Linked DNA regions of Homo sapiens: region 2 is linked to region 1. Evidence: read pairs that join two places in POLR2A ChIA-PET (ENCODE). Cell type or tissue: GM12878. All regions are shown on one strand. Links, peaks and the distances in the headings refer to the core of each region. The heading gives the core; the rest is flanking DNA.

Evidence for each region. ChIA-PET counts read pairs that join two places held together with the same protein. Peaks named below come from ENCODE experiments on the same cell type or tissue, not always from the same donor. Only the 100,000 strongest peaks of a DNase experiment are listed, where the experiment ranks them.
Region 2: POLR2A ChIA-PET joins it to region 1 with 8 read pairs; 3 of 35 experiments call an interaction of 5 or more read pairs at or near these places.

What each region holds. Positions count from the first base shown.
Region 1 is chr22:30,390,262-30,405,774 of GRCh38, forward strand. SEC14L2 (SEC14 like lipid binding 2) reads left to right here and starts at 6,757. Exons shown (of 12, transcript NM_012429.5): 1 at 6,757-6,909; 2 at 9,382-9,457. The coding sequence starts at 6,856. RefSeq lists enhancers at 1,243-1,432, 11,530-12,030, 12,031-12,531 and silencers at 7,000-7,069, 7,090-7,149. In GM12878, for the core only: no CTCF peak of the experiment used is centred there; no DNase peak of the experiment used is centred there.
Region 2 is chr22:30,071,859-30,087,371 of GRCh38, forward strand. It overlaps HORMAD2 (HORMA domain containing 2), which reads left to right and starts at 8,606. Exons shown (of 11, transcript NM_152510.4): 1 at 8,606-8,633. HORMAD2-AS1 (HORMAD2 and MTMR3 antisense RNA 1) reads right to left here and starts at 8,399. Exons shown (of 5, transcript NR_110541.2): 1 at 8,270-8,399. RefSeq lists silencers at 6,638-6,757, 8,207-8,256 and enhancers at 6,808-6,887, 8,062-8,759, 8,597-8,676. In GM12878, for the core only: no CTCF peak of the experiment used is centred there; DNase peaks (open chromatin) are centred at 6,643 and 7,133; H3K4me3 peaks cover 721 bases; H3K27ac peaks cover 765 bases.

The DNA of each region.
Region 1 (15,513 bases), core at 10,853-14,852:
TACCTCAACGTGGGTGGGTGTAGCTCAGCCCAGCCAGGGGCCTTCTGCTGCTTTGGGGTGAGGAGGGTTAGGGGGTGGGTAAAGAAACAGTAAAGATTGGAGCCAATGCTGGCGGGGGGCAGAGTGCAGTGTAAGCCCAGGAAGTGAGGCAGCCAAGGGTGGGAGATTGACTGCAAGGAGACGAGTGACCTTGAGGCCCTGCCTGGGAGTGGAGTATCTGAGGAGAAGGGGACTGGAGGACCCCAGAAGCGGGGGAAGGGATGCCAGCTAAGAGACATGCAGGCACCCTGCTCCCAGGGATGGACAACAGGACCCTCAGCCCTGTGGGCTCTCTCTGGAGTAGCCCAACCCGCAGATCCAAACTCCCAAGAGAGGGTGGGGAGCTAGAGCGGACAGGACTGTCACTCTCTCACCATGGGCCTCTGGGCAAGCCACTTCCGTTTTCTTGGCCTGTGTCCTCAGTTGTAAAATGGGAGCTTGGACTAAATGACTTGGGAGGGCCTTTCATCAGACATGCTGTGATTCCAAGTAGCTTGTTTCTTGGGATACAAGGTTTCCTGGCCCTGGGCTGGGCAGAGACCTGCATGGAGAAGGCCCCAATTCCTCTGTCTCTCCTTATTCTGTAAAGTTGCAGGGGGACCTAGGAAGAAACAAAGCTACTAATGAAAGTGTGAGGCATGGAATATGTTACCTCAGCAGTGGAAGGGGGTGGTGATGAGGATGAAATGTTTTAGAATTGGTACCAGGAATGGGGTGTATGACAAGGCCCTTGAATTCCGTGAACCTGAGCCCTCTGCTTCTCTTCCTTTGCTGTGAAATGAGTTATTTGGTCACACACCAGGCTGTGCAAATGCCAAAAAAAAGGCATTCCGTGAGTACACAGATGGTGGTGCTGGCAGAAGGATGAAGGGCAGGGAAGGCAAATCCACATCTAGAATATGTGTCTATTCCAGTGAGCATGAACCTGGGCCCCACCTATGAGGAAGAGGCCAATGTAATCAAGCTGCCACCAGGTGGCAGGCTGGTCCCTGGGGAATGTGGCCACATGGGGCCCAGTGACTTTGTTTTGTACAAAAAGGGCCTTGAAGCAGACAATGCCTAACTCATGGAAATGTGTCACCATCAGTGGGGGCTTCTGGCCCAGTGGCCACAGGGACGGCTAGGCCTGAGGTGGTGGTATTTTTAGAACATGGAGGTCCCTAAGATTCCTTTACCTTATGGACATGAGGCCCAGCACATAAAACAAGTTGTCTTAGAAGATCTTAAAGTGTCCCTTGATTGCCTAGTTCCATCTGCCACCTCCCTCCACTCACCCAGATGCTCAGAGGGTCGATGACTCACTCAAGATCACACAGGGCAGATGCAAAGTAGCCGCAGCTTAACTGTGGCATGGGCTGTAAAGTAGAGGGGGTCCTGCTCCTTCCTTGGGTCCAGCTCTCAGGGACAGGGTGAGCGTCATGCCCACAAATGGATATCAAAGGACTTCTCGGTGCTAGGCACTGGGCATGGAGCAGTGACCGTGACCAGCAATGGCTTCTGCCCTTGAGAACAGAGAGAAAACCATAACCACATACACAAGCAAGATCATTTCAGGCCACGGTAGGTGCCACAGGAATGAGATAAAATAGCCTCAGAGAGGGGCTGGGGGCCAGAGGCCACTTCAACCTCATTACCAGGGAAGGGAGACCTCTCTAAGAGGTGGTGTGTGGGCTGGCACCTGAATGGCAAGAATATTCAAGAGAAGAAACAGAGAATGCAAGTGAAAACAGCTGATACCAGCTGGGTACAGTGGGTCATGCCTGCAATCCCAGCAGTTTGGGAGGCCACAGTGGGAGGATCAGTTGAGGCCAAGAGTTCAAGACCAGCCTGGGCAACATAGTGAGACCCCCATCTCTACAAAAAGAAACCCACAAAAAATTTAAAAAAACAGCCAATAGCTTTACAGTGTTCCAGGTACTCTTCAACGTTTTTTTCATGAATTCGCTCATTTAATCTCATTCCAATCACATGAGGTAGTAAGATTATCACTGCCATTTTACAGATGAGAAATTGAGGCAGAGGTCAAGTAACTTTGCTAGGTTATAGAACCCGGACCCAAACCTAGGTAGTCTGGTTCCAGAGTTGGTGGGCCCACTCCTATGCCATTCTGCTCTGAGAGGTCACTGGTGTGGGAACAAGCTTGCCTACCGAATCTGGACTCTATTTTAGCTCTATTTGGGGTGGAAATGGCAACCCATCCTTCCCAAGCGAAGTCCCCAGGCTCCTGCCAGCTAGTGCCAGAGCCATAGCAGGGGCCCCAGCACCCCTCCGGCCCTCCCCTCCCCTCTGGGGGACTCCTGAGGTCCCAGCTCCCTGCCCCCAGCCTCTGTGCTCACAGCTATCTGGGCCACCTCATTCTAAAGGGATTTGGCTCTTGGAGACAACTGGAGACTGGTGAGAAAGGGCTTAGGGATTAGACAGTGATACCCAGGAAGGTAAGGGACTTAATCAGGGGTTCGAGTGTGGGAAGTGGGGTGGGGAGAGGATTTTGTTTCTTTGCAAAGCCAGGCTGGACTGCAGAAGTGAGGAGGAAGTGGGGCTCGGGGGAGGAGCCAGACAGGCTTAGTTTCTCACTCTCTGTTGTGCCTTCAGAAGCAACATGATAGAATAATAATCCCTCACCTGTGTGCGCCCACCACTTCCCCAGCCATTATTTCACTTGGAATTCTCACAGTGGCGGGATTAGTTCTCTCCCCAGATCACAGACACCCAGAGGAGGCAGGTGACTTGAGGCAGCTGCAAGCCCCACAGGGCTGGGCTGGGAGGAGGGGAGGAGGTTGGGGCCAGGGCTTTTCTGCATGGCTGCCCGCAGGCACAAGGGTTTTCCAGAGAGTTCGCGCTGCCCTGGCCCCGTGGAAGTAGAGTGTTCCACAAATATTTGTGAAGAGTTTAAAAGACTGTTCTTTCCAACTCTCAAATCACAATGCCAATCTCTGTGCCACCCCCTTCCCCCTGGCACCACAGATTCTGAGGCCAGGGCACGCAGGAGGCCTCTGATCTCAAGGCCAGTGCCCTCATTTTAGTGAGGAAACAACCAAGGTCTAGAGGGCACGGCCAGCAGCCCTGAGGAGACCCCCAAATATGCGTCTTGTGGAATAGTCACGGCAGCACATTAAGCAAGAACATGGTCTCCAGCCCACACACCAGACTCCCGGTCCAGTGCTCCTTCCTGTGCCCAGAGCTGCCCCCCAGAAGAATCTGAAGCACAGGGCTCTGTCAACGCTAGGACTGCCATCCCAACGCTTCTAGATCTCTGCGTGCCACCAGCCTTCTTTAAGTTGTTCACACTCTATGTTCCCCTAAGCAAAGTCCCCAGCAAGATATACCCAGAGCAACACACCCATCACAGAAGGTTCTCCCCTCCAGCCTGCCTGACCCAGGAGGCCTGGTTCTTCCTGTTGGGCCATGCTATTCCCTGAGAGTTGCCACTACAATGCAAAATAGTCCACATCAAGGCCAGGAAAGGGGACTTCTGGTTGGCAGAGGTCGTGTTGCATTGGGTAGCTCAGGGAGAAGCTCCTGGAAACAGTATTTGATCAGAGTCTTGAGGGCTGGGGAAGACCTGGCAGGAGGATACAGGACACAGCAGCAGCTCTCACAGAGGCAGGAGGGCAGAGGTGTGTCTAAGGGACAGTGGGAAGCTTCTCAGATTGAAATGAAGTGTGTGGAGAGGGCAAGTGGCCGTTGGTGCCACAAGGAATGCTGGGCTGGGGTGGGGGTAGGCCTCAAATGCAGATCAGTGGGATTGAGTCAACTCAGGAAGGAACCGGGGAGCCATTGAAGATTCTTGAGCAGGGGTGCAACATACCTAGCAGGGAGGAAGAACTGTAGGGCAGGGATTAGGGGATGGAGAAAAAGTGGGGATGGGAAGGAGGGACTCTCTCTTGTTAGCCAGCTCCAGGACTTCACCAGATTATTTATTTATGTGTTTTTGTTTGTTTGCTTGTTTTTTTTTTTTTTTTTTTTTAGACCGAGTTTCTCTCCTGTTGCCCAGGCTGGACTGCAGTGACGTGATCTCGGCTCACTGCAACCTCTGCCTCCTGGGTTCAAGCGATTCTCCTGCCTCACCCTCCCAAGTAGCTGGGTTTACAGGCGCCCGCCACCATGCCCGGCTAATTTTTGTATTTTTAGTTTCACCATGTTGGCCAGGCTGGTCTCAAACTCCTGAACTCAGGTAATCCACCCGCCTCAGCCTCCCAAAGTGCTGGGATTACAGGCGTGAGCCACTGTGCCTGGCTAGGTTTTTTTTTTTTTTTTTTTTTTTTTTGAGACAGAGCCTTGCTTTGTCGCCCAGGCTGGAATGCAATGGTGCCATCTTGGGTCACTGCAGCCTCCACCTCCTGGGTTCAAGCGATTCTCCTGCCTCAGGCTCCCAAGTAGCTGGGACTACAGGTGTGTGCCACCATGCCTGGCTAATTTTTTTTTTTTTGGTATGTTTAGTAGATACGAGGTTCACCATGTTGGCCAGGCTGGTCTTGAACTCCTGACCTCAGGTGATTCACCCACTTCAGCCTCCCGAAGTGCTGGGATTACGGGTGTGAGCAACCGAGCCTGGGCCTATTTAGGATTTATATGATCAAATTAACTAGCTGTTTTATGGTGGGCCAGAAGTAGGTTAAGTCTCAGTGGAGGAAGAAGAAAGAGGCAGCTGTTGAACCTGGGAAGGGCAGGCCTGGGGAAGGGTTCTTTACCGAGGCTTTTATTTGGGTAACTTCAGATGCGGGGAGGGCTGTATCCTGCTGGGTGAAGGTGATCTTGTACTTTCGTGGGTAACTTTCGCAGGCAGTTCCCAGGCCCGTCCACACCTTGGCCTGGGAGCATACGGCCTAGAAACCACAAACTTGGGTTTAAGTCCCAACTCTGCACGTGCCCACCTATGACCACCTCTCCCTCAGGCTCCTCAATAAGTCACCTGACCTGCCTACCTTAGAGGATTGTCCCACACTTAAGTGACAAGCTAGATCTGAAGGTACCTTGTGAGCTCTAAGTTGCTGAACCAATATAAGAGGCTGTGCTTCTTGTTTTTATTTTTTGTTTGTTTGTTTTTTTTTTTTAGAGGGAGTCTTGCTCTGTCGCCCCAGACTGGAGTACAATGGTGTGATCTCAGCTCGCTGCATCCTCTGCCTCCCAGGTTCAAGCAATTCTCCCACCTCAGCCTCCTGAGTAGCTGGGACTACAGATGCACACCACCACGCCTAGCTAATGTTTGTATTTTTAGTAGAGACGGGGTTTCACCATGTTGGCCAGGCTAGTCTCAAACTCCTGACCTCAGGTGATCTGCCTGCCTTGGCCTCCCAAAGTGCTGGGATTATAGGTGTGAGCCACCGCGCCCGGCCAAGATGCTGTTCTTCTATAATAGTTTCCTTTGAGTAGGCTCTAGCCTGGAAAGAATATCCTGGCCCTGGAAGGGTCTTATATAAAGATCTTAGCCATGTATCCAGTAAGGAAGGCAGCCCTGTCCTGCCCCAGGCCAGAAGCCAGCGAGCCTAACTAGGGCAGAACTGCCTGAAAACTCTCTGTAGAGGTGGGCGTTGGGGGCCTCAACCCTCACTCTGCACCCTGCAGCAGGCGTCTATGGAGGGGGCCACACCAAGGGCAGAGCAAAGTCCTTAAATGTCTTTAACAGGCCTGGTGCCTTTGCCTCCAGGTAAGGAGAGAGACTGGGGACATTCTGCTTTGTCTCTCCCAGAGACTTGAGTGTTGAGGGGGCAGAAGTATGGCTCTGGGAGACGAGATGCCCACAGACTCCTGGACCTAGCTCTGCATTAATTCCAGGCCATAAGGGGAGGGCACAGCTGAGCACTTTCCATGTGCCAGGCAGTGGGCACTCCACATATGTCATGCCACTAACAACTTTGGGCAAGCCATGCCTTATCTGGGCCTCAGTTTCCCTAGCTGTTAAACGAGGTAAGTTGCATGATCCCTGAATGATCTATGTTTCTCTCTCCCTCTCAGGGTTCTGCCAGCCCCGGGATCTGTGTCTCTATTGGAGCAGTTCTTACATTCATTCATTCATTCAGGATACATTTATTAATAATCCCTGTAGGCTGGGCACCGTGGCTCACATTTGTAATCCTAGCACTTTGAGAGGCCGAGGCGGATCACTTGAGGTCAGGAGTTCGACACCCGCCTGGCCAACATGGTGAAACCCCATCTGTACTAAAAATACAAAAATTAGCTTGGCATGGTGGCGTGCACCTGTAATCCCAGCTACTCGGGAGGCCGAGGCAGGAGAATAGCTTGAACCCGGGAGGCGAAGGTTGCAGTGAGCCGAGGTCGTGACACTGCACTCCAGCCTGGGTGACAGAGCGAGTCTCCGTTTCAAAAAAAAAACAATGCAAAAACAATCCCTGTGTGCAGGATGCTGTGCTGTCCTGCACTATGCGAGCCTGGTTAGAAGAGCTCATTAGATAGCACCTTTCAATCCCTCCTTGTTCAGAGGCCCAGAGAGCTCAGGTGTCTCTTCCAAGGTCACACAATGAGGTAAGGATAAATTTGGAACTAAAACTGAGACTCCCTGCCCTTCTGATGCCCACTGGCCTCAGTCCCAGTGGGCACACTTGCTCGCCTCCTGCCTGGGTCTCTGACTTCAGGAGGGCGGAGGGGGCCCGTGTCAGAGCCTTCCGCGCCCCAGCGCATCGCTCCCTACTCCGCCTCTCGGGATCCTTTAAGAGGCGGGGCTTGGCTGCCAGCTCCGCGGCCCGGGCAAAAGGCTGGGACTTTACTCCGGGTGGCGGCGAGGACGAGTCTGTGCTCCATCAGCTGCCGCACCCGCCGCCTCCCGCCCCCAAACCCCATCCCCGCGGTTGAGCCACGATGAGCGGCAGAGTCGGCGATCTGAGCCCCAGGCAGAAGGAGGCATTGGCCAAGGTGAGCTGTAGCCCTGGCCCGGGCTCCCGCCTCGGGCTGTGGCCCTCGCCCTCCTGCGGCAGCGAGAAGGGACGGGGCTGGGTGGGGGCCGAGGGTCCGTGGCGGGCGGCGGAGGGAACAGAGGCGGCTGTCCCAGCCTGGCCCGCGCCCGCGGATGGCTCCTTCCTCCCTTTGCCACCCTCGAGGTCCCAGGAAGTTTGGCCACCCCCCGCCCAAGCTCTGAGCAGCCGTGGCGGTGCCACCTGGGGACAAGTGGTTGCTTGTGAGTCCCCGGAGGCCGCTGAGGGCACAAAGGCAACATTCATCCTCGGGACTGGCAGCCGGGCCCTGGGGCAGGGGCAGGGGCAGGGGCCCAAGTTTCCTCCCATTTCCGGGAGGCTTTCTTCTTGTAGGGTCAGTGGCACGATGGAAAGGGCTCTGGATAGCTCCTTGGGAGACTTGGATAGCTCCTGCCCCGGCACCAAGCCGCTGTGCGACCTTGGGCAAAACCCTGCCCTTCTCTTTGCTCCTCGATGCCATGGAATGAGGAGGTTGGACCAGATGATGTTGAAGGGAACACCTCCGTGTGTGAATTCCAGGCTCCCCCCATGAGGCACTGGGTTGGTGTTAGTTTGAGCTGAGACCAGCCGTCCCCTATCTTGCATCCCAGACCCCTGCCTGGTTCAGGACTTAAGGTTTATGCTCCTCAGAAGGCAAGAAGGTGAGCCTGGCTTTGCCTTGGCATCTGTGACAAGGAGGGGGCAACAGTTTGAGGGCGGGACCTTCCTCTTCACGAACTAAATCTCTTATCTGTCACCCCTGGGGAGTGAGGAGGTCGGCTCTTCTCTGGGCAAGAGCCGATAGGGTCTGGCCCCAAGATTTGGAGGCTCCACAGCTGGGGAGTTTTCCATGGCTGGGAAAGGTGGGGCGGGGGGCAGATGTATCCTGCCACTGGCAGCAGTGGGGAGGCACCAGCTCCATAAAGCCTCTGTCCCAGGCTGGGCCTCCCCCATCCCAGGAAGGCTGGACAGGGAGGCTTCAGATTTTACTGCTGACTCGCAGGAGAGGTCAGGCAGAGAAGGGATTAGGTGGTGATTAAACTGGAGACCAGGGGCTGGTTAGGGTCCTTGGAGAGGGGTAGCTTCATGCCTGCAGTTTGGAGGAGCAGTTTCCCTGGTGCACTGGGAGCTGCTTTGTGGGGTGGGATGGTCTGAGTCCCTGGCTGACCTAGGCAAGGGGCAGAGGTGGCCAGTCCTCATTAGTGTCCTCTGGGACTGCCCTCTAGGTCAGTGGTCAGGGAAAGGTGAATGGCTGGGAGCAGGAGGCTCAGGGAGGGCATATAGGGGCCTGTTCGCCTACCAGGGAGTGAGAGGTTGGAGGTAGGTGTGGCTGTCCATTGAGGTCACTGTCCACCTCCTTTGTTTGGCACTACCTGCACTTTCCCGCTTCCTGGCTTCCCCTACTGGAACTGTTCCCTCCACCTGAGTTGCCCACCTCTCTCCCCCGCTGCCTTTGAAGTCCTTCAAGCCCAGCACAAATGCCATGTTTTATAGGAAGCCGTGTGAGACCACCTCTTTCTTCCCTCTGCTCCCCAGCAAACTCCTCATCCTTCCATGGGGCAGAAGACCATGGTGGAAAGAGTGTGTGCTCTGGACTCAGACAGACCCGGGTTTGCATCCCAACTCTGCTAATGACTAGCTGTTTGACCTTGGGCATGTTACTTAGCCTCTCTGAGCTTTAATTCCTTCATCTGTAGAATGGGGACAATACTTCTACGGGTTGTGAGTGAGGAGTAAATAAGCTATGGTGCCAAGATCAGCGCTGAGCGACAGGAAATGCTTGGTAAACTGACAGCTTTTACTGCAGTCCGTATCAGAGTGCCTACTATCACGATTAGCTGGGAACACATCTGCCTGCCCGCAGACTGGTGTGTGGGAGCCCTTGTTGTGGGGCAGGGGCAGTGTCTCACTCCCTTCCCACTTCCTGCCCTGCAACCTGGCACCCCCTGACAAGACAGTGCTCCAGGCAGCATGAGTGCCCAGGGAGTGTCTGCAGAGTTGAACTATGTTAAAGAGAAGTCCAGTTGGCCGGGCGTGGGGGTTCATGCCTGTAATCCCAGCACTTTAGACCGAGATGGGCGGATCAGGACGAGGTCAGGAGATCAAGACTACCCTGGCTAACACGGTGAAACCCTGTCTCTACTAAAAATACAAAAAATAGCCAGGCGTGTTGGCAGGCCCCTGTAGTCCCAGCTACTTGGGAGGCTGAGTCAGGAGAATGGTGTGAACCCGGGAGGCAGAGCTTACAGGGAGTGGAGATCGCCCACCGCACTCCAGCCTGGGCGAGAGTGCGAGACTCTATCTCAAAAAAAAAAAAAAAAAAAAAAAAGAAACAAAGAAAGAGGCGTCCAGCAAAGATCTCAGTGGAGAGTCCTAGGCAGAGGGCAGCAGTCAGGGCGGGCCCTACCACTCACCCCGATGCCTCTCCCTACAGTTTCGGGAGAATGTCCAGGATGTGCTGCCGGCCCTGCCGAATCCAGATGACTATTTTCTCCTGCGTTGGCTCCGAGGTGAGGGAAGAGGGGCTGCGGGAGGCTGGGGCAGGGGCTTGTTCTGGGCAACAGAATAGCACCCTCTGAAAACCCTGCCCTTGGCAATTGAGGCATCTAGAGTGTCCAACCTTTAGCGCCAAAGGGCCCTTGGCAATGACATAAGCTCAACCCTCCTAGTGGATAAAGACACTGAGGCTCAGAGAGGTCAAGTGACTTGTTCCAAGCCACACAGTGAGCGAACTGCAGGCAGAGAAAAGGGGAGAGTCCAGGTCGGCTGACCCTTGGCCCACAGCCTTTTCCATCTACTCAAGAAATCTGCTCTGCTGATGGAGTTGGGGAAATTGGCTGAAGAAAAAGTGAGAAAGGCCCCAGCCATGTGGGGGGTCGGAGGCAGAGCCAAGTGTAGAACCAGAGTCCTGGCCCCTGCTATGCCCTAGTGTGATGGCAGGTCCCTGCAGACCACAGTTTAGGCAACTTGAGGGAGGGGCAGAGTGCATGGGGAACCTGAGGGGCACAGCCTGACCTAGAGTGACAAGAGTCTCCTCAAACCACCACCAGGCTCTAGAGCCCAGGTCCTGGTTCCAGCTCTTCCCCAGCCTGGCTGTGGTGCCTTGTTCAGGGTAAATACTTCCCTAGGATCCTCCTCTGGAAGAGCAGGACAAGACCTGCCTGCTGCAAGACGTGACATGACAGAACTCTGCATGTGGTGTTGAAATGCACACATTTCTACTGGCATGAGGGTCAAATTCAGCCTGGTGCCCCAATCCCTGAGATGTTTCCATTCCTTCCCCTCCTCTCCTTTCCTGTGATTCAGGTCATGTGCCACCCTCCCTGATTCTTCTGACACTTTTTTTCCCCTCTATATAGAAATTTTATTAACAGACATAGAAATAATAAAGAAAATTCCATTATGGCCAGGTGCGGTGGCTCACGCCTGTAATCCCAGCAGTTTGGGAGGCTAGGCGGGCAGATCACTTGAGGCCAGGACTTCGAGACCAGCCTGGCTGACATGGTGAAACTCCACCTCTACTAAAAAACACAAAAATTAGCCGGGCATGGTGGCGGGCACCTGTAATCCCAGCTACTCAGGAGGCTGAGGTGGGAGGGTCGCTTGAACCCGGGAGGTGGAGGTTGCAGTGAGCTGACATTTCGCCACTGCACTCCAGCCTGGGTGACAGAGGGAGACTCCGTCTCAAAAAAAAAAAAAAAAAAAAAAAAAAAAAGAAGGTTACCTTTTTTTTTTTCTTTTTAGTAGAGACCTAGGTTTCACGTTGGCCAGGCTGGTCTCGAACTCCTGGCCTCAAGTGATCTGCCTGCCTTGGCCTCCCAAAGTGTGGTATAGAATCATATCCTAAAATATTAAAGTACAAATTATGCCCTATTATTTTAATTTTAATTTCTTTTTTTGAGACAGGGTCTCACTCTGCTGCCCAGGCAATGGGCATGATCGTAGGTCACTGCTGCCTTGAACTCCTGGTCTCAAGTGATTTATTTATTTATTTATTTATTTATTTATTTATTTATTTAGAGATGGAGTCTTGCTCTGTTGCCCAGGCTGGAGTGCAATGGTGCAGTCTCGGCTCACTGCCACCTCCACCTCCCAGGTTCAAGCAATTCTTCTGCCTCAGCCTCCTGAGTAGCTGGGATTATAGGCTCCCACCACCACACCGGCTAAGGGTTTCACCATGTTGGCCAGGCTGGTCTCAAACTCCTGACCTCAGGTGATCTGCCCACCTCAGCCTCCCAAAGTGTTAGGATTACAGGCGTGAGCCACCACACCTGGCTGTTATTTTTATTTTATATTTTTATTTTTATTATTTTTATTTTTTTTGAGACAGAGTCTCACTCTGTCGCCCAGGCTGGACTGCAATGGTGCGATCTCGGCTCACTGCAACCTCCACCTCCCAGTTTCAAGCAATTCTCCTACCTCAGCCTCCCAAGTAGCTGGGATTACAGGCATGCGCCACCACGCCCGGCTAATTTTTTTTTTTTTTGTATCTTTAGTAGAGACGGGGTTTCACTATGTTGGCCAGCCTGGTCTCGAATTCCTGACCTCATGATCCATCCGCCTTGGCCTATTTTTACTTTTGAAACAGGGTCTTGCTGGCCTCAAACTCCTGGGATCAAGTGATCCTCCCACCTCAGCCTCCCGAGTAGCTTGGCCTACAGGTACACACCACTGTGACTGGCCCTATTATTTCTTTATGGACACATAAAGACATGCACATGCACACCCTAGGAGTCTTGGGGCAGATGAAGAGATGTATTTTCCTTTTCTTTCCAGAAATTTCACAGAGCTGGCACGCTCCTGAGAGGCTGCTTGTAAACATCTGAGGGCAGATCCATCCAGGAGCCTCTGGAAGTGTCACTTGCCCCTTTCCCCAAAAAAGCTTCCATACCATCCCCCTACCCCAGTCCACCGCCCAGAGATGGTGGAGGGGTAGTGTGGGGGCGGCAGTGGAATCAGTTCAGGCTGGAGGAAATTTTGGCCCAGCATTTGCTAAAGGGCTGCAGCTAGAAGCAGGTGGGTGGAGAGAGTGGGAAGATAGTAGCCTTCTTAAAGGGCCAGTTGCAAAATGATCCAGCAGACTAGGGAGCTGCTGTTGGGGGAGAAGCATGGTTTCTGAGAGCCACTGAACAGCAACACAGCTCTCTTACTGAGGCAGGGGCCAGCCAGGGGTCCTGGCAGCTGGTCTCCTGATTCCTGGGGAGCCTCATACTTCAGGCACACCCTACCCCCTCACAGTGGCGGTCATTCAAAGAATGTGGTCGGTCATTCTCATTTGCCAGATGAGAAAACAGGCTCAGAGAGGGGAGGGGACTTACCTGAAGTTACAGTTAATGCGAAGCAGAATCAGGGCAGAAACCTAGGACTCCAGACTCCAGGCCAGTATCCTTTCCAGGAAGCCACCCCTGCTCCTTAAAGCCAAGCTCAGCCTCTTACAACAGAGGAAGTGTCTCCTCTGCATTTCATTTGTGCCTCACATTTCCTGGGCAGGAGCTCAGGCCTGGTCAGAACCTAATATGAATCTCAATTGGGTTTTTTTTTTTTGTCCCTAAAAAAAACCCAAAACCCAAAAAACAACAAAAAACCAAGGCCTGGCATGGTGGTTCATGCCTGTAATCCCAGCACTTTGGGAGGCCAAGGTGGGAGGATCACCTAAGCCCAGGAATTCAAGACCAGCCTGGGCAATATAGCAAGACCCTGCCTCTACTTAAAAAAAAAAAAATTAGCTGGGTGTGGTGGCGTGCACCTGTAGTCCCAGCTACTCGGTAGGCCGAGGTGGGAAGTCACTTAATCCAGTAGTTTGAGACTATAGTGAGCTATATCGCACCACTGCATTCCAACCTGGGCGACAGAGCAAGATTCTGTCTCAAAGAAAATAAAACAAAACAAAACAAACAAAAAAACAGCCTTTTCTCTTTCTCTCCTTCAATCTGACAAAGACCTTTCATAAAAGTCACACACGGGCAGAATGTCTGTCCCTAACCCAGGTGTGTGCTTGGGGCTCCTCTCCCTCCCTTTCTCCACTGAGGGCTTCAGTTTTCTGCTGGCTTCCAGGCATGGAGAGCAGGTCCGCAAGTCTCCTCTGCTTCCCCCTGACTGAGGCTGAGTTCTGGGCACCCCAGCAAGAAGGATCAGAGAGCAGGATAAAACAAGGAAGTGGTGGAAGCCCTGGGAGGGAGGCAGAGCGGGTCTGAGTCTCTGCATTTTACAGGTCTAGGGAATGAATGAACCACCACCACCCAGACAGCTGCTCCTGAGCTGGGTTCTTGCAGTGCCCCAAGCCATGCTTTGAGTTGCCCCTGACCAGGGCAGCAGGAGCCTGGAGAGGCCTCAAGCAGGCATGGGGAGGCCTCAGGTGTGGTACTGCCAAGAGCAGGTGGCAACTCTGGGAGAGCCCTCACAGAAGATGCTGGATGTTGGGCCTTGGCAGATAAGGGTTAACTGGAGAGCCTCCCCAAGATAAGGGGCTCACAGTTCGCCACCACTCCTGTTCCCTAAGAAGATAAGGGTTCTGGCTGGGCGCGGTGGCTCACGCCTGTAATCCCAGCACTTTGGGAGGCCGAGGCAGGTGGATCATGAGGTCAGGAGATCGAGACCATCCTGGCTAACAAGGTGAAACCCCGTCTCTACTAAAAATACAAAAAATTAGCCGGGTGCGGTGGCGGGCGCCTGTAGTCCCAGCTACTCGGGAGGCTGAGGCAGGAGAATGGCGTGAACCCGGGAAGCGGAGCTTGCAGTGAGCTGAGATTGCGCCACTGCAGTCCGCAGTCCGGCCTGGGCGACAGAGCGAGACTCCGTCTCAAAAAAAAAAAAAAAAAAAAGAAAAAAAAAAAAAGAAGATAAGGGTTCTTCTCACAATAGTGGTGTCCTTCCTATGGAAGATTCTCATTTTCATGGCCCAACTCCCCCACCATGAGAGGACAGTGCCTTGCATCTTCCAAGTGTTTCTATCTTATCAGATGATTTGGTCAGAGATGTACAGTATCTTGTCCAAGGTCAAGCAGAGAAATGAAGAGCTGGGATGCAAACCCAGAAGATATTCCTCTAAAAGCTGTCCCATGCTGCCATGGCAGCACACAAAAAAGGGTGGGATTCAGTTCTGCCAGGACGTGTCCGGCACCTGTGATGGGTGTGGCATTGTTCAAATCTCTTGAGGGAGCCTATGGGCCCAGGAGAAGGGACTGATTTTCATAACGGCAGAGTCAGGGAATGTGCTCGGCACTCCCAGAGAGCGATGGTTAAGGGACCGGTGACAGTCCAGAGGGCAGCCTGTCTGGCCCAGGTTCCACAACTGTCAGCAAATCTAGATGCCAAATCCACAGAGGACATACAACTGGGAGGGACAGTTCATAGGTCAGATGGCAAAATTGATCTGAATCTGGATCTCAAAACTCTTTGAAGGATGGACTGAAGTTGACTGTAACAAGAGGAAATTTGATAGGGAAGGATCTAAGGTCTCTCCTCTCCATGTATGCAATGGAGGCTTAGCAGTGGCACAGGTGAAAAGGATTTGGGGGGTTTCAGTGCCTATAAGCTCCACCTGAGTTAAGGGTGTTGCCTGTTGCCAAGAAAGTTCTTAGGCTGGGCACAATGTCTCATGCCTGTAATCCCAGCACTTTGGGAGGCCCAGGCGGGTGGATCACCTGAAGTCAGAAGTTTGAGACCAGCCTGGCCAACATGGTGAAACCCCATCTCTACTAAAAATACAAAAATTAGCCAGGTGTGGTGGCGTGTGCCTGTAATCCCAGCTACTCAGGAGGCTGAGGCAGGAGAATTGCTTGAACCCGGGAGGCAGAGGTTGCAGTGAGCTGAGATTGCACCATTACACTCCAGCCTGGATGACAAGAGCGAAATTGTCTCAAAAAAAAAAAGAAAAGAAAAGAAAAAGAGAGTTCTTAGACAACACTTGGGGCTCTGCGTGGCTCTTAGAGCACACTCTGAGGGGGCTCTGGAAAATTGGAAAACACTCAAAGGGAAGTTATTTGCATGGACTTCAGACCAAGCTGTGGGGCTTCGTAAAGTCTCTAAGGATGGGCAGCACGATGGTAGGGGAGATGCAGAGTGAAAGCACAGAATTTTCCAGTCTTGGAAGTGTTGTCATGAGGCTAAGGAGGCAATCCTACTCTCTGAGTGTCTCTGAAATGAATCTCAACTCAGTATCAATCAGCTGAGTGCAAATTGCAGCTATGATTACCTGGGAGCAAGTGGCCTTGGGGGTCAGTGAGGTCTTTGTGTTCAAGCTTGAGCAGGACAACTTTTGGGGCATCATGCATAAAGAGGTGACCCAGGTGAAACTGAATTCTGAAACTTGTCAGGAGCCCTGGGAGGCAGGCCCTTTGTGTGGCTTTAGGGAATGTGTGGGCCCTTTGAGGACATGACAAGGTTGGGTGGAGGCTCATCAACCCCTCTATCCCACTGGGATGTTCTGCCAGCTCTGCCACAGATTACAGGGGCAGCTATATTCATCTTTGTTTTTTGTTTTTCTTGGGATGGGATCTCGCTGTGTCACCCAGGCTGGAGTATAGTAGCGAGATCTCAGCTCACTGCAACCTTCACCTCCTAGGCT
Region 2 (15,513 bases), core at 5,351-9,350, 320 kb before region 1:
GAAAGACTGAATGCTTTCCCCTAAGAAAATTCCTTATCAGGAATAAGACAAGGATATCTGCTCTTGCCACTTCTATTCAATATTGTACTGGAGGTTCTAGCCGGGGAAATTAACCAAGAAAAATAAATAAACGGCACCCAGATTAGAAAGGAAGAATTAAAACTATCTTTATTTGCAGATGACAAAATCTTGTCTATAGAAAATTCACAAAAAAATTGGTGAGAACTAATACAAGTTCAGCAAGGATACAGGATGCAAGATTAATATACGAAAAGCAATTATTTTTCTATACACTAGCAATGAACAATCCCAAAATGAGATTAAGAAAACAATTCCATGTATAATAGCATTGTTAAGGACTGAATTATGCCCTCCCCAACCCCAATTCATATGTTGAAGCCCTAACCTCCAATGTTACTATACTTGGAGACAGGACCTTTAAGGAGGTAATTAAGGTTAAATGAGGTCATAAGGGTGGAGTGCTAATCCAAAGGGACTGGAGTCCTTATAACAAGAGGAAGAGACATCAAAGACATCTCTCTCTCCACATATGCACAGAGAAAAGACTATGTGAAGACACAGCAAGGAGGAGGCAGTCTGCAAGCCAGGAAGAGAGGCCTCACCCAAAACCAACTCTGCTGGCACCTTAATCTTGGACTTCCAGCCTCTAGAACTGTAAGAAGATCAGCTTCCATTGTTTAAGCCACACTATTTGTGGTATTCTGTTATTGCAGCCCAAGCAAACTAATATAAGCATCAAAGAAAATAAAAATCTTAGGAATAAATTTAACCAAAGAAGTGTAAGACTTGTACACTGAAAACTATAAACATTGTTGAAAGAAATTAAAGAAAACCTATATAAATGGGAAGATATCCATATTTGTGGATTGAAAAACAATATTATTCAGATAGCAATGCTCCCCAAATTGATCTACAGATTCAATGTAATCCCTATCAAAATCTCAGTTGCCTTTTTTGGCAGGCAGTAACAAGCTGATCCTAAAATTCAAATGGAAATGCAAGGGACTCAGAATAGCCAAAACAATCTTGAAAAAGAAAAAAGTCAAAAGATATACTTCTCGGATTTCAAAATGGCCAAGAAGCAAATGAAAAGATGTTCAACACCATTAGTCATTAGGAAAATGCAAATCAAAACCACAATGAGATATCATTTCACACCCAGTAGGATGGCTGTAATTTTTTTTGAGATGGAGTCTCACTCTGCTGCCCAGGCTAGAGTGCAGTAGCACAATCTGGGCTCACTGCAACCTCTGCCTCCCAGGTTCAAGCAATTCTCTTGCCTCAGCCTCCCAAGTAGCTGGGATTACAGGTGTGCACCACCACACTTGGCTAATTTTTGTATTTTTAGTAGAGACAGGGTTTCACCATGTTGGCCAGGCTGGTCTCAAACTCCTGACCTCAGGTGATCCACCAACCTTGGCCTCACAAAGTGCAGGGATTACAGGCATGAGCCACCACACCCAACCTATAACTTTTTTTAAAAGGGGAAAATGACGAAGCAAAGATATGGGAAAATTGGAACCCCTTATACGTTGCTGGTGAATGTAAAACAGTGTAGTTGCTTTGGAAAGAGTTTGACCATTTCTCAAAAAGGTAAACATAGAGTTACCATGTGACGCAGCAATTCTGCTCCCAGATATATATCCAAGAAAAATGAAAACATATATCCACACATAACCTTCTACATAAATGTTCATAGAAGTATTATTCTTCACAGCAAAAGGGTGAAAACCTAAATGTCCGTCAACTGATAGATGTACAAAATGTGGTAAACATGGGATACTTTTTAGCCATAAAAAGGAATACATGCTACAGCATGAATGAATATTATACTTTAGTTATTAAGTGAAAGAAGCCAGATACAAAAGGCCATAGTGTATGATTTCGTTTATATGAAATATCCAGAGTAGACAAATCCATAGAGACAGAAAGTAGATTAATGGTTGACAAGGAATAGGGGAGGAAGGAATGGGGGAATGACTGCTAATAAGCATGGGGCTTCTTTTGGGGGTGATGCAGGTGTTCTGGAATTAGACAGTGGTGATGGTTGCACAACTTTGTGAATCAGCATACTAAAATATGCTGATTTGTATATTTTAAAGTGGTGAATTTGATCTATATGTTTAATAAAATATACTGGTTTTTTTTTCCTTTTAAAGAGACAAGGTTTTGCTCTGTTGCCCAGACTGCAGTGCGGTGGCACAATCACAGCTCACTGCAGCCTCAACCTCCTGGGCTCTATCAATCCTTTTGCCTCAGCCTTCTGAGTAGCTGGGACTACAGGTGCATGCCACAATGCTCAGCTAATTTTTGTATTTTTTATAGAGACGGGGTTTCACCATGTTTCCCAGGCTGGTCTCAAACTCCTGGGCTCAGGCAATCCTCCCTCCACACCCTCCCAAAATACTGGGATTACAGGCATGAGCCACTGCACCCAGCCCCCAATGCCTCTTAAGACGGTAAATCTTTCTGTGCTGTGCATTAATGTGACTGAGGTTAATATTGCCCCTGGCACGTTTAAGAACATGGTTTCCACAGAAATCTGGCTTTTTGGGAGGAAGACAGTTTCCTTAGATGTAAGTTCTAGCAAACCTGTAAAGGAGGACTTCTTCCAAGTCTCTTTCTCCCTTCCATTTTTAAAGGTAGGTAGGTAATTTTCCTGTGATGTCTTACACTTTCCAGCTGTTTAACCTTTCTTTTGGCAGGAAGAAATTGGCCTTTGTTAGTTTAATGAGAAGAGGTGTAAGAAAAGTCTGCCTCAGATTTCTTGTGTTATTGTGTTCAGTTTATGCAAAGATCATAAGTATTCTGATCTTAAATTTGGGACCTTCGCAATCAGAGATCATCAGTATTTACAAATTTAACTTATCACGAAGTTATATCAACTAAGGGAAGAAAAACAAGCCCCTCATGGGGCTGAGCCTGCAATATGGTCGTATAGGAATTCTAAACCATGTTTTAGGTAACCGTCATTTTCCAAGCGCCAAGAAGTGTAGAAAATAAAGGGCCTCAAATTATAGGCTGTCAATAGTGTGGAGCATTTTGTACATCACCTCATCTAGATCTCTGTGCAGATGTACCAAGTAGCAATCATGGAAAACTAGTTTAAAGTCGATTTCATTTGAAACTTCTATTAAGTGATAATCATTAAGGGGAATAACATCATTTTACACGTCAACGAAACTTCACATTCAGAAGACAGAATCAAGTAGCTAAATAGAACATTTCCATAATGCTTGAGAATTCAATATCTTTCTTGACATCATTTCTTAGTCTAGGCACTCAAGCAAGCAGCAGCTTTACACTTACAGCCCCTGTCATTTCCTGTTCTAGTTCATTAAACCCTAGGCTTTCCCCAAAAACTCACAACCCTCATGGAGATCCTTCTGCCAGTCAGAACAGATTCATTTGAAGGAGGCAGAAATTGATATGCAGCTCTGAGTGAGGATGACGGCCATAATAAATTGCCACCTACACATGGAATTATATTTTGTAGGATGACACTATGTGGGCAGAAGCAGCAGGAATTATGTTTAGACCTTATAGTTGGGGACTTATTTCATATTGACTGCTTTCTCCTTGGCTGCCAAAGGATGGATAAAGTTCAGAAGCTACAGCTCGGTTGGCAACTCTTTACCTTTGCCTTTCTTTCTACAAAATACCCCAAATAAGCTAGCAATATAGCCAGTTCACACGCAAAGGCTTGAATCAAAACTACAGTTCTCTAAATCATTTTGCTTCTCTTTTCTCGGTGATGCTTAAAATTCTAGGATTTCAGAGTCACGTTCATAAATACATTTATAAGCACCAGTGACCACTCCCTGCAATCAGATGGCTACTGCATGCTCCAATGGAAACCAGAATAAAAAGACATCCCGACATAGAAATGAGCGCTTAAAATAAGGCAGCTGAAAAGAAAAAGCCACATTTAACTTAACCTTACTGAGGAAGGGGACAAAGATGAGGGAGGACTCTCTCTACTCAGCTTTTCTCTTAATCGTAAGTGAGACACTTGGAATTGCAAAAGCAACATTTAGCTTTCAGAAGCATGTTGCTGCCAGGAGTGGAAAGAAAGGATCTTACACCTCCTTTTCTCTCCTCATTCTAAAGTGGTGGGCAAAATGTCTGCTTTTATTGGTTTGAGGTATTCTAACCATTGCCAAAGAACAAGTAAAGAAAATGATATACACATGCTCTCCTCCTAAAAATGTCACCTCTTTTGTAAAGCTGTCTTGATTCCCAATTCAGAATGTGTAGCTTCCTTCTCTACATTCTATCATATACTTTATACCTCCATTAGTATCACAGATCTCCCTCTCTCACTAAACTGTAGAATTCCATAGTTTGGGGACCAAGTCATTACCTCTGTGATCCCCGCAGTGCAAGGTAGAGTGCTTTATTAATGGTAGGTACAAAATAAATGCTTGATGAATGAATGTGGTGGTGTCAACTTCATAACTGGACATTATGCTTTTCAGAGTTCCAATAAATGTTGAAAACAAATAAAGAAACTACCCTTCCTACTTAGCTGCTCCCTCCATCCCAATCTCTTTTTCTCTATATTTGGTATCACGATTGTGTACACTGAAGAGGGAGACACATCTAATGGGAAATATCCTCCTGGGAAGATATTTTATATTCAATATTTCTATTTTGATAACCCTCCAATGAACCATTTTTTGGGGGAGGATTTCCAAGGTTAAACTGAACTTGATGAGCAGAGTTCCGATCATTTTAGGTAGGCAAAAGATAGCTCTGCTGGCCAGGCGCAGTGGCTCACGCCTGTAAACCCAGCACTTTGCGAGGCTGAGGTGGGCAGATCACTTGAGGTCAGGAGTTCGAGAGAAGCCTGGCCAACATGGTGAGACCCCGTCTCTACCAAAAATACAAAAATTAGCTGGGTGTGGTGGCGCATGCCTGTAATCCCAGCTACTCAGAAGGCTAAGGCAGGAGAATAGCTTGAACCCGGGAGGCGGAGGGTTGCAGTGAGCCGGGATTGCACCACTGCACTCCAGCCTGGGCGAGAGAGTGAGACTCCATCTCAAAAAAAAAAAAGATAGCTCTGCTTCTGGTGACACAGTGCACTGTCAGATGCCTCGGAATAAACTATAAAGGTCTAAAAACTGAAAGCATGACGCCAAGACTCCCCTAACCAGGTGCTGCCTATATGAAATGATCAAGAAGAACAAGAAAGAAACCCTGAATTCTTTTTAACTAACAACGAAAAATGGTCCTTAGCCCTCAAAAAACAAAGCTCAAACTAGAGACTGATTGGTGACTGACAACTGTTTCAGGTACAGAGTCAGGTGATGTAAATGTGTCTAAAGAGAGAAAGGTCAAATTTAGCCAATGAAAGTCATCTCAAATAAGATTCCCTCCTCTATTTTCACCTGTGTCATGTGTTATTTTACTACTGGGGTTTGGCAAAACTTCAGCTGGAGACTTTTTACCTTTGTCAAAATTCTGGTTATTTGGAAATTTCTAAACTGATCAAGTTCTGCCACAATGCACATTTTCTACTTGCAAAACAAACAAAATGCTTTGACAGGGACAATTCCCAGTCTCTTATCACTGAAAGGTACAAAGGAAGCTGGGAAGTTGTTTGAATATCATATAGCACTTTTGAGTTCATTAGGCCATTATCCCCAGGGCTGTATTTAATCAAGATGAAAAAGCACAGGCTCAAAGCCTTTTTAGTTGACAAGAAGCGAGTATTTGGCTTGGGACTTCTGTGTCTGAGTTGTAAGTCAGGTTCACAGAAAAGTAATCAGAAACTAGCCTGACTGGAGACAAGAAAGAGTCTCAAAATAAGAGGTATGAGACCATGGGTTGTACATGTGACCCGGCCTCTTAAGAAGCTTAGGGACCTTGAGCAAATTACTTATATTCTCATCTGTAAAGTAAAGGACTAGACTTGGAGTATTTCTAAAGCCCCCTGTAACACTGTCAATGTTTAATTATCTAATGTTGTTCCTTAAGTAACCGATTCATTCATTCAACTATTTGAATACCTTCAATGTTCACTGAGGAACAGTTAATTCAGGTATCTATTTGAATACCTTCAATGAACATAATAAAAGAAGTAAAAATAACAGCTCTTGACCTCAAGGAGTTAAGCCAGCGGTAAAGATGAAGGCTTTACCCAACAGCTCCTAGCACAGGGGCCAGGCACAGGGGCTTATTAATCCATTCCTTTGGTCACAAGGAGCCTGCCAAATGGTGAGGAAGGAAAGAAGTAAGAGAAACTCCACAGAAGCTCTTCGGAGGAAAACAGGGTAATTTATAATTTCAGTCCACCAATGTCTATTGAGTGCCTACTGTGTGTGCCAGCACTGGGCATCCTGGGGCGACTCCGCCAGATCAGGCCTCTGATGACACTTACTTACTTATTCCAGGTGATAGAGAGAAAAAAACAAAACAGGTTATCAAAGAAATGAAGTCCATGGCTGGGCTTGGGGGCTCAAGCCTGTAATCCTAGCACTTTGGGAGGCTGAGGTGGGTGGATTGCTTGAGGTCAGGAGTTCAAGACCAGCCTGGCCAACATGGTGAAACCCCATCTCTACTAAAAATACAAAAATCAGCCGGGCATGGTGATGCATGCCTGTAACCCCAGCTACTTAGGTGGCTGAGGCAGGAGAATCACTTGAGCCTGGGAGGTGGAGGTGGCAGCGAGCCAATATCACGCCACTGCACTCCAGCCTGGGTGACAGAGCAAGACTCTGTCTCACAAAAAAAAAAAAAAAAAAAAAAAAAAAAAATTAGATTGAGAGAAATTCTATGAAAGAAACAGAATAACGAATAACTGTGTTTGCTGGTGGGGTAGACTGCCAATAGTATAGGGCAGAGAGGGGTAAGTCTTTGGATATGGTAGCAGTTGACTGAGCTCAGATCTGAAGGCAGAAGAAAATTAGAACAGCCAGCACAGAGGGCCTAGTGATCCAGCCAGAGAGGCTGGTAAATGCGGAGGCTGAGAAGGGCTGGTGCAGACAAACCATCTGTGTGGTTGGAGCTTAAAAAGCAGTTACTTCCGGAAAGTATAGGGTGAACGCAGTAGTTCTCAACAGAGGGCAATTTTGCACACCCCATGGGACATTTGGCAAAGTCTAGAGAAATTTTTGGTTGTTATGATGGTGGGGGTGGGGAGAAGGTTGAGAAAACTTGCACTAAAAGAATATTTCAGCCCAAATTTCAGTTTTAGTCATTATGTTCTAAACTCATGTTCTCGCCAACTTGAATAGTTTTTTTTTTCTTTCCTGCAGAAACAAAATAAGAACAGGTTTCAAGTGGCTCACTCTTTCATCTACTCTCTTGGGAAATCCCCTTGGGGAGGTTCATGGGACTCCAGGAGCCTTTGGAAAGCACCACAGGATACGAAATATCTACCTAAACAGGTGAGAAACGATCCAAGGAGCCACACCCCCAACTGCTCCCACAGTTACCAGGGCAGAAAAAACTGAGATTAGGGGTAGGGCACAAAGGAGAATATATTTATGTTTTATTTGCATAATTACAAATTAATGTTAAAAAGAATGCAAAGTCAGGTCCAGGGTAGGGATGAAGAGGTTGCAGATGCCCTCAAGTATTGGAAAGCTCTGGCCTTCTGGCCTTATGTCTTTTTTCTTTCTTTTCTTTTTTTTTATTTTTGAGACAGGGTCTCCCTCTGTTGCCCAGGCTGGAGTGCAATGGTACGATCTTGGCTCACTGCAACCTCAAACTCCCCGGCTCAAGCGATCCTCCTACCTCAGCCTCCCGAGCAGCTGGGACTACAGGCGCACGTCAGGTGGCCCAGCTAATTTTTGTACTTTTTAAAATTTTTTTGAGACGGAGTCTCGCTCTGTCGCCCAGGCTGGAGTGCAATGGCGGAATCTCGGCTCACTGCAACCTCAGCCTCCTGGGCTCAAGCGATTCTCGTGCCTCAGCTTCCCAAGTAGCTGGGACTACAGGCGCGCGCCACCACGCCCAGCTAATTTTTGTATTTTTTGTAGAGACGGGTTTTCAACATGTTGGCCAGGCTGGTCTCGAATTCCTGACCTCAAGTGACGCGCCCGCCTCAGCCTCCCAGAGTGCTGGGATCCCAGGTGGAGCCACCGCGCCGCACTTCTCGGGCCTTCTTCTAACTCGGGTCCCTGGGCCCCCCAGGCTCTCGCTTCCCTCCCCTACGCCGCCCCGCGCCCGCCTCAGACCTCTCTGGGACCCGCCGGCCTGGCGTCCTGGCCCGCCCGAGCCCCACGGTCCCTCGGGTCCTAACCTCGGCGGGGCAGGCACCTCCTCAGGAAGCCCCGGAGCAGGCTGTCGTTGTATAGGTGGCCCAGGCTGGCGGCCCCTGACCGAAGGTCGCGTCGGGTCAGTGTGCAGCCCGTGGCTGAGAGGCGGCTGCTGAGGGGCCGGGCGGGCTAGGGGCCGGCTAGCCGCCGTTCGCCCCTGCTTTGCATATTCATGAAGTCTAGCGAGGCCGGTCGCCCAGGCTAGCCGTGGACGGGTCATGAATTATTCATGAGGAAACCTCTGGTCCCGCCCAGAAAGGCCTCGTTGACTATTCATGAGCCGAGGAGCGGGTTTGGGCCGGAAAAGGCCGTTGACCCCCGGTGGGAGGGAAGCGTCGACGAGCTGAGGTGAGGGCTGTTGAGACGCGAGGTCTCGGCCCAGAGAGGGCACTCGGGCGTTGTTAGTTCTGTCTTTATGTCAAAAAACAATTTTTTTTTCTTTTCTTATTACTTAAGGCTTTAAGTTGGATTTGAAAGTATCATATTTCGTGAGGGCCTAAAGTACTGTGAAGAGAATCGGGAGGGCAGGGGGCTGAGGAGGAAGGCAAAAGGGAGGCGATTTCCCCCAGAACTGGACAGAGAGCACCCAGGTAGTTTTGAAATTCAGATTTTTCTGGACATGAAATCAAACTTGCTGAGCAAGCAGCAGCCATAATGAGCCATGATGAGGCTGGCAGGGCAGACGATGTCTGTGCCCGACATTGGAGGGGGCCGTGTGTGGTGGAGCTTTGGGGAAGTTTATCTTACCTGGGTCAGATTCTCCCCAGCCATTGAGGTTTTCTGCCAGGATCGATGCCTGGTACAGGCCAAGAGGTGAGAGAGGTGGGGACAAGACACCCCGCCCCCCTTGACCTCAGCTCCCCTTTCACTTTAGTGAGGATTTGCCAATTAATCCCTATGGACTTTAGTTCCCTAAACAGAGGGAGAGAGTCTTGAACCTCAGGATTAGCCAATCGCCAAAATGTGTCCGAGTACGCAGGGCACTGGACAGGCTGTGCAGTACATCGTGTACTCAGCTGGTAGAAATGAGGGGTGGTTCTGGCCCCTAAAGGGGTTTTTAATCTCAGCAGGATCATAATCTAATTTCTCCTCCATTGGACCATCAATCTGTTGAGGTAGGAACAGTATTTTACATCTCGTAATCCTGCATGTTGTTGCCTGGCACATTGTAGTTGCCTCGTAGATGTTGAATGAATGAATAATTGAAATAGCATGAAAAAGATATTAAAAAGTCAAAAGAGCATGAACAAATACTCAATTAATATAGTGGAAGCCATTTTCTCTGAATGAGCACAGGTAGGGGAATTACCAGGGCCAAATGGAATTTGTTAAAATGGTGAATAATTTATTGAAGCAAGCTCTGTTGGAAGGTCTAAGTAATTGGGCGAACTTTGGCAAACCAAGTTCCCTTGCTTAGCCTCACTTTCCTTTTCTTTTTTCTTTTTTTTTTGTGAGATGGAGTCGAGCTCTGTGCCAGGCTGGAGTGCAGTGACGCAATCTCAGCTCACTGCAACCTCCACCTCTCGGGTTCAAGCGATTCCCCTGCCTCAGCCTCCCATGTAGCTGGGACTACAGGTGTGCACCACCACGCCCAGCTAAATTTTTTTATTTTTTTTTATTTTTAGTAGAGACAGGGTTTCACCATGTTGGCCAGGATAGTCTCGATCTCTTGACCTCGTGATCCTCCCACCTCGGCCTCCCAGAGTGCTGGGATTACAGGTGTGAGCCACTGCACCTGGCCCCTTTTCTTTATAGTTTTATGTTTAGGTTTAAATCCATGATCCATTTTGCATTAATATTTGTATACAGTGTGAGATTTAGGTTAAGTTTCTTTTAATTCTCTGTTCTTCCCCCCACCCTCCAGATGTCCTTTTGTTTCAGCATCATTTGCTGAAAAAAAGATTCTTCCTCCACAGAATTGGATCTTCTTTAAATCAAAGGGGTTGGAAGATGTCTGTGCTCCCTTCCAGCTTTAGGAATCTATTGAACCCATTTATGTTAACGTACACTTCTTTTGAGTAAAGCCATTCTTAACAACATGCATGTGTAAGGAAGGTAATATAGTTACATTTCAGAATCCAGCTATTGGATAGTGTTCACCTGATAGAAAAGGGATTTTCTTGTAAAAAACGGTTTTTGAAGATTGAGAAAGATGGGTAGAGAGCCTTCATAAATCAACTATGATTATATTTGGGAAAATGTAATAAAACTTTGGCTTTTGCTTCACTTGGAATGGTTAAAAAAGTGGTTTAGGCCTTAGTAAACTAAACAGCAGCTGGCTAATCTTTATGTGAATCTTGGACTCACACATAGTAGGGGTAAAATAGGAAGTAATTGTGCCACCATATAAAATAGGGCAATTGAAGGCGTGGTGTGGTGTCTCATATGTGTAATCCCAAAACTTTGAGAGGCCAAGAGTTCGAGGCCAGTCTGGGCAACATAGTGAGACCTCCCCCTCCACCCGCCCGCCCAACTCTACAAAAATAAAAAATTTTTAAAAATTAGCAGGGCATGGTGGTGCATGCATATAGTCTCAGCTACTTGGAAGGCTGAGATAGGAGGATCACTTGAGCCCAGAAGTTTGAGGTTGCAATGAGCTGTGATTATGCCAGCCTAGGTGACAGATCATGCCACCGCACTTTACTCTGTCTCAAAAAAAAAAAAAAGAAAAGAAAAGAAAAGAAAATGAATACACAACAACAAAAAAAATAGGGCAATTGAGATATAGGTCAAGAGGTAAGCCTAGAGTGAATCTTTACCAGAAAGAGCATAGAAATATTGCCTCTTTCTCAAGAAGATCATAATCCTTGTCACAAAGTAGACATATCAAATGTAAGAGTGAGGGTCAGTTGCAGTGGCTCACACTTATAATCCCAGCACTTTGGGAGGCTAAGAAAGGAGTATTGCTTGAGCCCAGAAGTTCAAAACCAGCCTGGGTAACATAGTGAGACCTCATCTCTACCAAAAATAAAATTTGCTGAGTGTGGTGGCACATGGCCTCTAGTACTAGCTACTTAGGAGGCTGAGGTGGGAGGATCACTTGAGCCCAGGAGGTCGAGGTTGCAGTGAGCCAAGATTGCGCCACTGCATTCCTGCCTGGGTAAACAGAGTAAGACCTTGTCTCAAAAACAGAAGAGGGAATGGTATTGATGAACTGTGAAGTTTCAAATATGTGTGGATCTAATTTGCAAACAAATATATAAGAGAATGACATTGCAAAGTTAGCTTTCAGTTCTTAAAATCCATAGTTATGAAATCTCTTCTAGGTTTTTAGATAATGAGCCTGAACAAAGGGATAACACATAGAAAAAATCAGACCTATTCTCTGAGAATGCATGCTCTCTAGAGTCATACCTCCTGTGAACTTGTGAGCTTTTAAAATTAAGCAGGGTTTGTACTTAAATAGAAGACCTCCACAAAACACCTGCTCAAAGGGAAAACAGTAGCAACAGAATAATTAGAGGCTGAAAGGAGTCTGGCTTTTTTTTTGAGACGGAGTTTCACTCTTGTTGCCCAGGCTGGAGTGCAATGGTGCAATCTCGGCTCACTGCAACCTCCACCTCCCGGGTTCAAGCAATTCTCCTGCCTCAGCCTCTCAAGTAGCTGGGATTACAGGCACCCACCACCATGCCCAGTTTTAGTAGAGACGAAGTTTCACCATGTTTTTTGAAAAAATAATTTAGATCTTTTTGCCTTCCTGAAGCAAGCTCATGCTAGAACACTAGAAAGAGACCCTCCCATGTTTAGAAATAAGTAGGCAAGCCGAAGAACTAAGGAGGCCCTGGTAGTACATCATATTAGATAGAATGAAAGCAAAGGAGAATTTCATTTTGGAGAGTCAGTCTGGAAAAACTTTTAAATTGTGAGCCAGACTTGTTGAGTTTTAGTCTCAGTTCTGTTACTGAGTGGCTGACTAATCCCGGGTAAGTCTAGATTTTGAATTCCCCATCTAGAAAATTAGATATTTGGACTAAATTACTGTCTTAGTCCAGTTTGTACTGCTGTAACAATACCTGAGGCTGGGTAACTAAAAAGAGCAGACATGTATTGGCTTATGATTCTGGAGGCTGGGAAGTCCAAGAACAAGGATATGCATCTTGTAAGGACCTTCTTGCTGTGTCATAACATGGAGGAAGGCATCACCTGGTAAGACAGAGAGAGCAAGGAGAGAGAGAGTGAGTGTGCCAAACTTGCTTTTATAACAAATCCACTCTCCTGATAATGAACCTGCTCCTGGGGTAACAATATTAATCCATTCATGAAGGCACCTAATCACCTCTTAAAGGCCCCAACTCTCAACACTTGCATTGAGGATTAAGCTTCCAAAATATGAACTTTGGGATACACATTCAAACCATAGCAATGATATTTAAAGTTTCTTCTACCTTTAAAATTTTGTGGTATTTTTCTAGACTCTTAATTATTCCTTGTTCCTATAGTTCTTCTCTGTTGACTCAGCAAATATTTAGTTAGTTAAGTTAGGTTTTTAATTTTTTTTATTTTTTACTTATTTATTTATTTTTAAAGTAGAGACAGGGCTTCACCATGTTGGCCAGGCTGGTCTTGAACTGCTGACCTCAAGTGATCCATCCCACCGTGACCTCCCAAAATACTGAGATTACAGGTGTGAGCCACCATGCCCAGCCTCAGCAAATATTTATTGAGTACCTATTTAGTTCCAGTACTGTGATGATGCTGAGAGTTCAAGAATGAGCTAAACGGCCAGGCGTGGTGGCTCACGCCTGTAATCCCAGCAATTTGGGAGGCCGAGGCGGGCGGATCATGAGGTCAGGAGTTCGAGACCATCGTCGCTAACATGGTGAAACCCCGTCTCTACTAAAAATACGAAAAAATTAGCCAAGCATGGTGGCAGTCGCCTGTAGTCCCAGCTACTCGGGAGGCTGAGGCAGGAGGGTGGCATGAACCCGGGAGGTGGGTCTTGCAGTGAGCCGAGATTGCGCCACTGCACTCCAGCCTGGGCAACAGAGCCAGACTCCGTCTCAAAAAAAAAAAAAATGAGCTAAACAAGACACAAAAGATCACATATTGTATGGTTTCATTTATATGTAATGTTCAGAATAGGCAATTTCATAAAGATGAAAGGTAGGTTAGTGGTTTCCAGCGGCTGGGGAAAGGAGAGAATAGGAGTGACTGCTAATAGGCATGGGATTTCTTTTAGGGGTGATGAAAATGTTCTGGAATTGATAGTGTTTGCATTATTTTGTGAATACACTAAATTGATGGTTTATACTATATTAAACAGATGGTTGCAGAATTTTGTGAATATACTAAAACCCACTGAATTATACCTATTAAAAAAACTTTAAAGGCTGGGTGCAGTGGCTCATGCCTGTAATCCCAGCACTTTGGGAGGCCAAAGTGGGCAGATCACTTGAGGTCAGGGGTTCTAGACCAGCCTGGCCAACATGGCTAAACCCCATCTCTACTAAAAATACAAAAATTAGCTGGATGTGGTGGCACACACCTGTAATCCCAGCTACTCAGGACGCTGAGGCAGGAGAATGGCTTGAACCCTGGAAACAGAGGTTGCAGTAAGCTGATATTATACCACTGCACTTCACCTGGGTGACACAGTGAGAGTCCTTTTCAATAAATAAATAAATAAAACTTTAAAATATAAAGAATGAGCTAGACTGACACAACAGCTAGACACAATTTTGCTCTCATGTTAGCTCACAGTAGGTCAGGGGATACTTAAAGACAACTATGGTACAGTATATATTGCAAAGGGCACATAACCCAGACTTCGTAATAGTGGTAGTGGGAATTAGGAAGTCATCCCTTAAGGAAATTTTACTAAGCCATATGATATGGTTTGGATTTATGTCTCCACCCAAATCTCATGTCAAATTGTAATCCCCAGTGTTGGAGGAGGGCCCTGGTGGGGGTTGACTGGATCATGGGGGTAGATTTCCCACTTGCTGTTCTTGTAATTATGAGTTCTCATGAGATCTGGTTGTTTAAAAGTGTGTAGCACCTCCCCTTTCCCTCTCTTCCTCCTTCTCTGGCCGTGTAAAACATGCCTCCTTCTCCTTCCCCTTCTGCCATGGTTGTAAGTTTCCTGAGGTCTCCCCAGCTATGCTTCCTGTGTAGCCTGCATAACTGTAAGTCATTTAAACCCCTTTCTTTATAAATTACCCAGTCTTAGGTAGTTCTTTATAGCAATGCAAGAATGGACTAATACACCATATCTATGAGATGAGTAGGAATTGGGAATGGAGGAGGATGTTTCAGGCAGAAGGAATATTGCAAAATCCTGAGAGCTAGAAGGAATATAGTCCTTTGGGGTAAAGAAGGTAAGAATAGCTGGTAAATAAAAGTATAAGGGAAAATAGAGCTGAGGCTAGGGAGGCATGAGTCAAATCTTGAAGCCATGGTAAGAGTTTTAGATTTTATCCTGAGAGTAGTGGGGAGCCATTGAAGTATTTCAATCTGGGAAAATGCATAGTCGAGTTTGTAATTTAAAAACTCTGGCTGCAATATACAGAACAGACTGGAGAAGGAGAATACCAGTGACAGGAAATTGGTGGTTGCAGCAGTACAGGCAAAAGATGAGACTGGTTGATTTAAAGTAGAGATGACAACAACCTGGCTAAAGTGAGGAGTTGGACACATTTGAGATATATATATATATATGTATGTGCAGGGGGACAGGGTTTCACTCTTGTTGCCCAGGCTGGAATGCAATGGCGTGATCTTGGCTCACTGCAACCTCCATCTACTGGGTTCAAGCGATTCTCCTGCCTCAGCCTCCCAAGTAGCTGGGATTACAGGCATGTGCCACTACGCCCAGCTAATTTTGTATTTTTAGTAGAGATGGGGTTTCTCCATGTTGGTCAAGCATGTGCCACCACGCCCAGCTAATTTTGTATTTTCAGTAGAGATGGGGTTTCTCCATGTTGGTCAGGCTGGTCTTGAACTCCTGACCTCAGGTGATCCGCCCACCTCAGCCTCCCAAAGTCCTGGGATTACAGGCGTGAGCCACTGCGCCTGGCCTACATTTGAGAAATATTAAGGTGATGGAACATGGGAACGAGGAAGGGATTAAGGTTGAGTCACAGATTTTGTGCTTGAGCAACTAGGTATGTGATGATGTCATTCACTGAGCGAGGGAACAGAAGTAAGTTTTTGGGGAAAATAATTCACATTCAAATGTGTTGAGAACATCAAGGTGGAACAGTCTTATGATCAGTTAGAAGAACAAGTC